Linked DNA regions of Mus musculus: all the other regions are linked to region 2. The links are chromatin loops, found by intact Hi-C in ENCODE. Cell type or tissue: heart. All regions are shown on one strand.

Region 1 (2,500 bases), 170 kb before region 2:
TTTCCTGCATAATCAATCAATGTTTCTTCTTCTGGAAATTTTCCATTAGCTTGAATATTGGGGTTGCTTAGCTCTACTGTAGTTACAAATCAAAGATTTTTTTTTTCTTTTTTTCTTCCTTTTCTTTTTGAGATGGAGGCCTTACTATTGCCTAGCTGGGTTCAAGTGATCTTGCAGGTCTGCTCTACCTCACTCCGTTTGAACGGCTCAGCACTCCTGTCAGAATGTGATCTGATGAAATAGAGAGGTTCCTGTTTGCAGAAGGCACCTACGAATACAGTCCTTGCATCTGGTCACAGTGCTGGGTGTGAGTGACGAATGAGTGCATAGCTTTACCTGGGACACCTAACCCAACCCCTCAAGGCTCAAGGAATACAGGAGAAGAGGGAGCAGAAAGAATATAAGTGTCAGGTGATGAGGGAGCATCTTTGCCGTCCAGGTACGACACGGCCGATGGAGATCCGCACAAGGGTGGGTCCTCCAACCCTTCCTCATGAGGGGTTTCATGAGGCCCTGCTCTTCCTGAGGGGACAATGACTGTTAATGATTGCTGGTGGGGTGGAGTGGGTAGCATCTTATGCTCAGAGGGGCAAAGAAGAGGGATGAGAAGAGGCTCATGGAGGCTGAATATGATTAGAATACATGGTATATACATATGAAATTGTAAAAATAAAAGTAGTGTTTTGAGCCAGATGGTTGTCCTCCAACGTGACTCAGGGATTCAGGCTTCAGCTTCTCTAAGTTCTTGGACACCTTCATTGATGGGAAAAAGGATCCGGACCTACTTTTAGCAGCCTCAGAGTAGAAGTGACAAATTAGTCCATCATCACGCCACTGGCTGCACTCAGCCACACGGCCTACTTGGTTATGAGTGTAGCTTTTCTTTGTGTGTCCAGGAAGGGAAGGGAAAGTGGGTGTGGCAAACTTTGGCATTGTTGGCCATGGTGTGCAAGCGTGCTGGAGTCTTTCCCTATCTGACAGATAAGCTATTTCCCTCCAGCTCCTGGCCCAGTTCTCTGCTTGCTTTAATTAGTGCAGCCTTACAGTCAGCTGAAACGAGGCATTCTTTCCTGTGGAACACAGGTGGGTCTGTTTTCCGCTTCAACTGCATCTGCCTGCCAAGTGCTCAATGAAGTCACAGGCAGCATCCACATCTACTTGTTGAATGGCCTTCAATCCTCCCATGTTCCAATTCCTAACTCTGGGTTAGATTTTGCCCATGGATTTAATGGGCATATAAAACCTGACAATAAACGCTTCTACTTGGATGCCAACAGGCACCTCAAACTTCATACATACACACACAGGACTCCCCAGTCCTGACCAACCCTCCTCACCTACAATCTTACTCACTCAACTGATCTCAGCTAATGGTAACACTATTCTTTTACTGTTTTTGGAGAATCTGGCACTCACGTACGTCTGTACCACTGCCAGGATCCTCATGCTATGTCTTAACTACACCAGGGTCTATCTCTACTCTGGTGCTCCCTTGGGCCTTCATCTATGTACATGTACACGACACAGACATCAGAATAACCTCTTGTGAAACTCTTCAGTGGCTTCTCTGTTTATTCTGTGCAAAGGCCAAGTGTTTAGTAGGGTCACAGTCTGGCTTTATCACCTCTCTGACAGAATGAATGTGGCTCCATGCCACCCTTCCTTTGGTACCGTGTCAGGCATTTGGGACTTGCAGTCACTGGACCCTTCTCTGTTACTCCTCTGCCCCACTTCCTCGCTCACCCACTGACTTTCCAGCTGCCAACATGGCTGATCCTTCACCTTCTGCCTATGTGTCATCTGAAGTCACCCTTGCCACAGGCCTTTCTTGACTTTCCTGTTTAAGATCTCAGTATCCGTGACGGGACATTCCATGGCTCTCTCCTCTCTTTCACTTTCCCTGCAGTTTCCTACCTACTGGATTATAAGTGACAATCACCCAGATCCTAGAATGGTCCTTCCTGGTGCATGGTAGGGCCTGGATGAATGTTTGTTTAATGAATGGGTAAATGTTTGAGGAAATAGTCCAAGGAGGTTGACTGCTTGAGCCTTCACACACAGAGGTCCAGACTGTGCTCTGTCCAATGGCTCCCCTTTATGTTTTTTCAGGTGAGTGCTGGTGAACAGGGGAGCTGGAAGGGCTGGCTCTGTGCTCAGGGGTGGGTGCTTTGCCTTTCTTACTGTGTCCCACAAAACATCCTCTTCCTCTACAGGCTCACGAAGGCTGAAGGCAGAAGGCACCCTGTGCTTTAGCATTTTAAAAAAAGATTTATTTATTATTTTATGTATACGAGTATACCGTAGCTGTACAGATGGTTGTGAGTCATCACGTGGTTGCTGGGAATTGAATTTTAAGACCTCTGCTTGTTCTGGTCGGTCCCACTCACTCCAGCCCAAAGATTTATTTATTATAAATTAGTCCACTGTAGCTGTCTTCAGACATACCAGAAGAGGGCATCAGATCTCATTACAGATGGTTGTGAGCCACCATGTGGTTGCT
Region 2 (2,500 bases):
TGGTTTGAAGAGGAATGAGTAAGCATCCTCAGCCATGCATACAGGGCAGCTGAAGCCGTCTCTGTGTTTCTCAGACGCACGGTGAAGGCTGTCAATTTATTCCTCACCAGCATAGGCCGAGCCAATATCTCTTCCCTAAAGTTCTAAGCAGCTCGCACCATGTGTTACATGAAGCTGAGTGCCATGACTCACAGACACGGTATTCACAGTGAACAAGGTAATAGTTTAGAAAGTGCCGGCAGGATAGCCCGATTAACTCCTGCTTGGAGGGAACTCTGTAAATAGAAGAGATGTGCAGAACATTCTACCTTCCTTGATGCTCCTCTGTCCTAGCGTGCTATGGCCTTGCACGTGCAAATTCCCTCTTTAGATTCCCAGGTAAAGGGGCTGTTGTTTGTGCTTTGAAGAAAACAAGGCAGACTTTGGCAAGGAAACAGAATTCTAGCAAGGATGCTCAACCTCACCCAAGATTCCTATACAACCTGATTCTGCCATCCCGCCCTGTACCGCCCTTCACCTTCCCCATCACGCAGACGGGTCCAAGGACAGACGCAGCAGTAAGAGGAGCGTGTACCTGGGGGAGCACATGAACAGGTGAAGCTTTGTGAAGTGGAGGCTTTCTTTCTAACTGACCTCTGTTCAAGTCCTAGCCAAGGCACACCCACCCTTCAGGAGACCAGGGATGGTCTCTGTCATTCCGTGGAAGGAAGGCTGCTGAGGGTCTGCGAGATACAGAGCTGAACCTTGAAACGAGGTAAGGCTAAGGGGGTGGAGAGGATGGCAGCCTCTCTAAGCTGCTTTCGTATACTGCAGTTACTGGTTAGCCACTCATCTGTGTGTATGAACATAAGCAGGCAGGTGATTAGCCAGTGGCCATCTGTGGTTAGGGCCCTATACAGTGATTCCTGTGGAGACTGAAAGGGTTAAGCACCTGAGTCGTCACCAGAAGCTGAAAGTCCGGGTATGAATGGTATGCAGCTGGGCAGTTGTCCAAAGGCTCCGTATCAGGAAGACGGCGATAAACAAGTGTGTGTGTGCTCGGGGCCTGATAAGTCAATGGGGGCAGAGAAAGCGGTGCAGCCACCCAGCCTGAGGAAATATGCAGCGGGCTGGGCTTCCACTTTAGGTGAACAATAGCTCTGTATCGGAAGCAGGTCTGAGGGTTCGCACACCCTCAGGATGGTCTTTGACGTCCTGTACAGTAAATGACTGTTGCAGGGGACTGAAAGCTGGCCATCAACTCCAGCATATAAAACCATGAGAATGGGACTCTAAAATTCTCAACACAAAAACAGGCTATGAAGAAAGCACATGGGAAAATTACACATATAGGTCTCAATTGCATAAAATACATGAGTATATTTAAAAGGACACATTAAATGAGCTGAAAATTTTAACACCATAGAATTTTCTCTGGTGGTGAAATTATGTGATTTTTTTCTTTTATTACATTTATTTCACTTTCCTGTTTTTTTTTCTAAAGTAAATGCATACTACTTTGATGGCAAAGAAAAGAAGGAAGTTCTTTAAATAAATTAAAACAAAATCCCTGAATGAAGGGTTATCTGCTGATGGATTGATTACCTGGCATGAAGTAGGACCATTCATGTTTATAAACTATTACAATGCACTGGCCTTTATGTCTGCAAGCTTTAGTATCTTCTGCCGTGCAGTATAAACTTCCTGAAAGCAAAGACTGAAGATTCTGTGTACTGTTGGGCTCAATTTAAAAACTGCAGACAGGACATTACATTATGACAACTTCATCAATACACTCGGTTCTTTGTCACTCCGGTAACCAACTTTGAAAATTCCTGTGTGACGCAGCTTTCCCTCCACCCTTAAAATAACACTATAGTAATGGCTTTTCTTTTCTTTTTCTTTTTGGCAAAAAAATATCCTGAGAAATTGCTCCCCTGCTGTATTTAAAGCAGAAAGGAAGAGGGCTACCCCACCCACCTCCGTGCTGACACATTAGCTAACAGCTTTATTTATCACTGCACTCCTGGCTGCCCCAGCCCCTAGAATAGAAAGTAAAGTAGACACAAACTGAGCTCAGCTCCAGCATACATGTAGCTCTGGAGCTATAACCATCCAGGGCTTCCGTCTGCAGCCTTCTCCAGGTGCTCCAAGTCTTAGTGATCCTCCGAGAGAACATCTACTCTAACTTCTGAACTTACTCTCAAATATACTTTGCAGCTTTTGCTTGATTTTACCATAATGCTCATAAAAGGTTAGAAATTACTATTTAGAGGCAGTGTTCTTACTAGAAACTTAAGAGATAGCAAGAATGACAGAAATTAATAGTCCCTTGTAAGGTGTCACAAAACAGGCAGGAGGGCAAATGTGCAGTCCCAGTTTGCTCATTATGAAACATAGAAGCTAGATTTTTAGAGTCATGACCTAGCCAAGTTCTCTGTCCATTCCTACGGCAGTGGCTAATACCTGCTGCAGTGGCGACCTTATCAAGTGCTCTCACTTACAAGGTTCAAGGGTTAAG
Region 3 (2,500 bases), 87 kb after region 2:
GTGAAGGATTCACTTCCCTGACCAGGCAGAGAAGGTATAAGGCCTGCCCAGCAGCTCAGGACAAAGGGTGGTCTACACATTAAGAGGGAGCAATGGTTAGAAAGCTAAGAGCGCAGGTATGTGAGCAGGCAGGCTCCTCCTGAACCTGGAGAGTCCCTTGTTCTAACTTCAGAGTCTTTGTGGCAAAGCACTGACAGAATGGCCTGCAGCAAAAGCCAACCAAACTAGCCAGAGAACAGGCAAGGCTCCACATGTAGACTGGAGCAAGCTGGTGCTCAGGACAGCGGCAGCCCTGGCCATGGACACAGGCAGCTCGCTTCCTCTCTGTCGGGGCTGACTCTCTTCTGTGAACCCCCTTGTTGGAATCCTTTGGCCATGACTCACAGGGCAATCGGGCTACTCAGCAAGCCCACAGCCCTTCACAATAGACTGTGTAGGAGGCGCCCAGCTCCCGGTGGCCTGTGGTCTGTTCAGTTTTTTCCTTTCTGCATTCTGGGAGGATCTGCTTTTCAGCCACACTTCCCTCAAAACACAGCCCTGGAGGCAACGCTTAGTGCACAGATTTCTGAGCGATGAAATAATCCACTTTGCTTTCTTAGTCAGAGCGAAACTAAAAACAGTAAGACGAAAAAACAATGGGGTCACCATCACACCTACAAAAACACGATTTCATACTCTGGTGACATAAAGAGGTCAGGGGGGAAAAAGCTCAAACTAACATTTTCCAACCTTTCACTGAGAGCAGGGGCTAAAACCGCATGTTTTGAAGGGCTCACGCTGTGTTATTATTAGAAGTCACAATTCTATTGACACTGATGAGTCACCCCTTATCGACAGAAACCAAGACCGTCCGTCAGCATATGCTACAGTCACTGTGGCTTTCTCTTTATTACTGGTCAGAGAGCCCTCCTTTCCTGGAGAAAGCTTCTCCAGGCTAGCAAGAGGCTCTGTCTCAGCCCCTGCTCAGCTTTCCCTGCGCCAGCTCAGCAGCTTTGCATCATCGTCTGGGAGTCTAGGATGATCTGATCAACTCCCGTCCACAAAAGGAAGTTTATGTAGCGACCTCAGAAAAAACAGCATTTCACACTTTCTGACGAAAAACCCAAACCGGAGCTATGTAAACAAAACAGGCAGAGGGAGTCAGCTAAGTCAGGTGACAGCATCTTCCTGACCCCAGGCTAGGCGCTTTGTTTTTGTTTTCACATCAATAGCCAGCAACAGATATAAACAAAGGCTGTGGTCACCAGGGGACGACTTCACTTGCTAGTCACACCCCCTTACTGGCCCTGCCTCCTGTTTCTGCTGCCCACAGAGGGAGAAATGGGCCAAGTGTCTGTAATGCCAAGGAAGTCCACTTCAAGTTTTAAAAAGTCCTTGAGGGGGTGCTAAGTCGTTAACAGCAGAATCTCTCCTTACCCATTTGTCTGGGTTTGAAGATTCCCAAAACAATAAAGTGAAAGCCAATTCTTCCAGAAATGAGGTTGTGCCCTATGCTGTCCCTGTAGAGGCAGACATGTGCCTGCTTTTCCTACCAGCCAGAGGCTGTGCTGGGGAGACAGAGGGAAGAAGAACCCAGCCAGTTCACAGTGATCACAGACCCAATGACAGCCGACCTCCCACCCTCCCCAGGCCATGCTGGTCCTAAGCACCGCAGGCAGAGCAGCCAAGGGAGCCCCACAGCCCCGGCACATGAGTCAGCAAGGGGACTGCTGACTGCGCAGCACTGTGGCATGTACAATGCAGGGTGCAACAAAACCGGGACACACAAGAATCTCTGCACGCATGCACGCGCACGCGCGTGCGCGCGCACACACACACACAGACACACACACACACACAGACACAGAGACACACACACAGATACAGAGACACAGACACACACACACAGACACACACACACACACACAGACACACACACACAGACACACACACACACAGACACACATACACAGACACACACACACACAGACACACACACACAGAGACACACACACACAGAGACACAGACACACACACACACCACCGCCGCCCACTTATTACTTTCCTCTGTTAGAACAAAACATGCAGATAATCTACACCCTGGCTCAAAAATAAGTAATGACCAGTAATAATCAGGAGTGGTAATAAAAAAATTTAAAAAAAAAACAACTCACTCTCCGTGTTTCAATGTGTGGAACAGCTGCATTCAAATCTCCTGAGCCAGTTAATTTTAACTGGCTTTAATTTTAACTAGATTTAACTGCTTTTCCTCTCCTCTGACAAATCAAAATAGCTGCCCTATCGACCACAAGAACCGGTAACCGAAGCACAGTTCCTGTTTTTCGGAAGAGACTTGCATTCAAAGCCACATAGGAGGTGTTTAACATATGTGGGAATTGAAGTGTTGAATGAGGGAGACTGAAACTCAGACACGAACTCAGGCCCCATTGGCGGCTTGTACAGGACCATCTCATGCCAGACTCTGACCCACGTGCCTTCAGTTCTGCTCTCTCATTTAACA

Evidence for each region. Hi-C counts contacts between places; a loop is a spot of excess contacts. Peaks named below come from ENCODE experiments on the same cell type or tissue, not always from the same donor. Only the 100,000 strongest peaks of a DNase experiment are listed, where the experiment ranks them.
Region 1: a loop joins it to region 2, with 3 times the contacts of the local background. A loop is called at or near these places in 3 of 42 quality-filtered maps.
Region 3: a loop joins it to region 2, with 4 times the contacts of the local background. A loop is called at or near these places in 8 of 42 quality-filtered maps.

Annotation. Positions count from the first base shown.
Region 1 is chr4:32,505,691-32,508,190 of GRCm38, reverse strand. All of the region lies in intron 2 of Bach2 (BTB and CNC homology, basic leucine zipper transcription factor 2), which reads right to left. Among named protein-coding and RNA genes, the nearest start is that of Bach2os, 65 kb to the left of the region's middle. In heart, no CTCF peak of the experiment used is centred here; a DNase peak (open chromatin) is centred at 1,050; H3K27ac peaks cover 336 bases.
Region 2 is chr4:32,336,344-32,338,843 of GRCm38, reverse strand. It overlaps a transcript of Bach2 not described here. Among named protein-coding and RNA genes, the nearest start is that of Bach2, 80 kb to the left of the region's middle. In heart, no CTCF peak of the experiment used is centred here; DNase peaks (open chromatin) are centred at 1,063 and 1,963; H3K4me3 peaks cover 1,344 bases; H3K27ac peaks cover 2,500 bases.
Region 3 is chr4:32,249,108-32,251,607 of GRCm38, reverse strand. It overlaps a transcript of Bach2 not described here. Among named protein-coding and RNA genes, the nearest start is that of n-TGccc3, 20 kb to the right of the region's middle. In heart, no CTCF peak of the experiment used is centred here; DNase peaks (open chromatin) are centred at 447, 1,217 and 1,647; H3K4me3 peaks cover 1,774 bases; H3K27ac peaks cover 2,422 bases.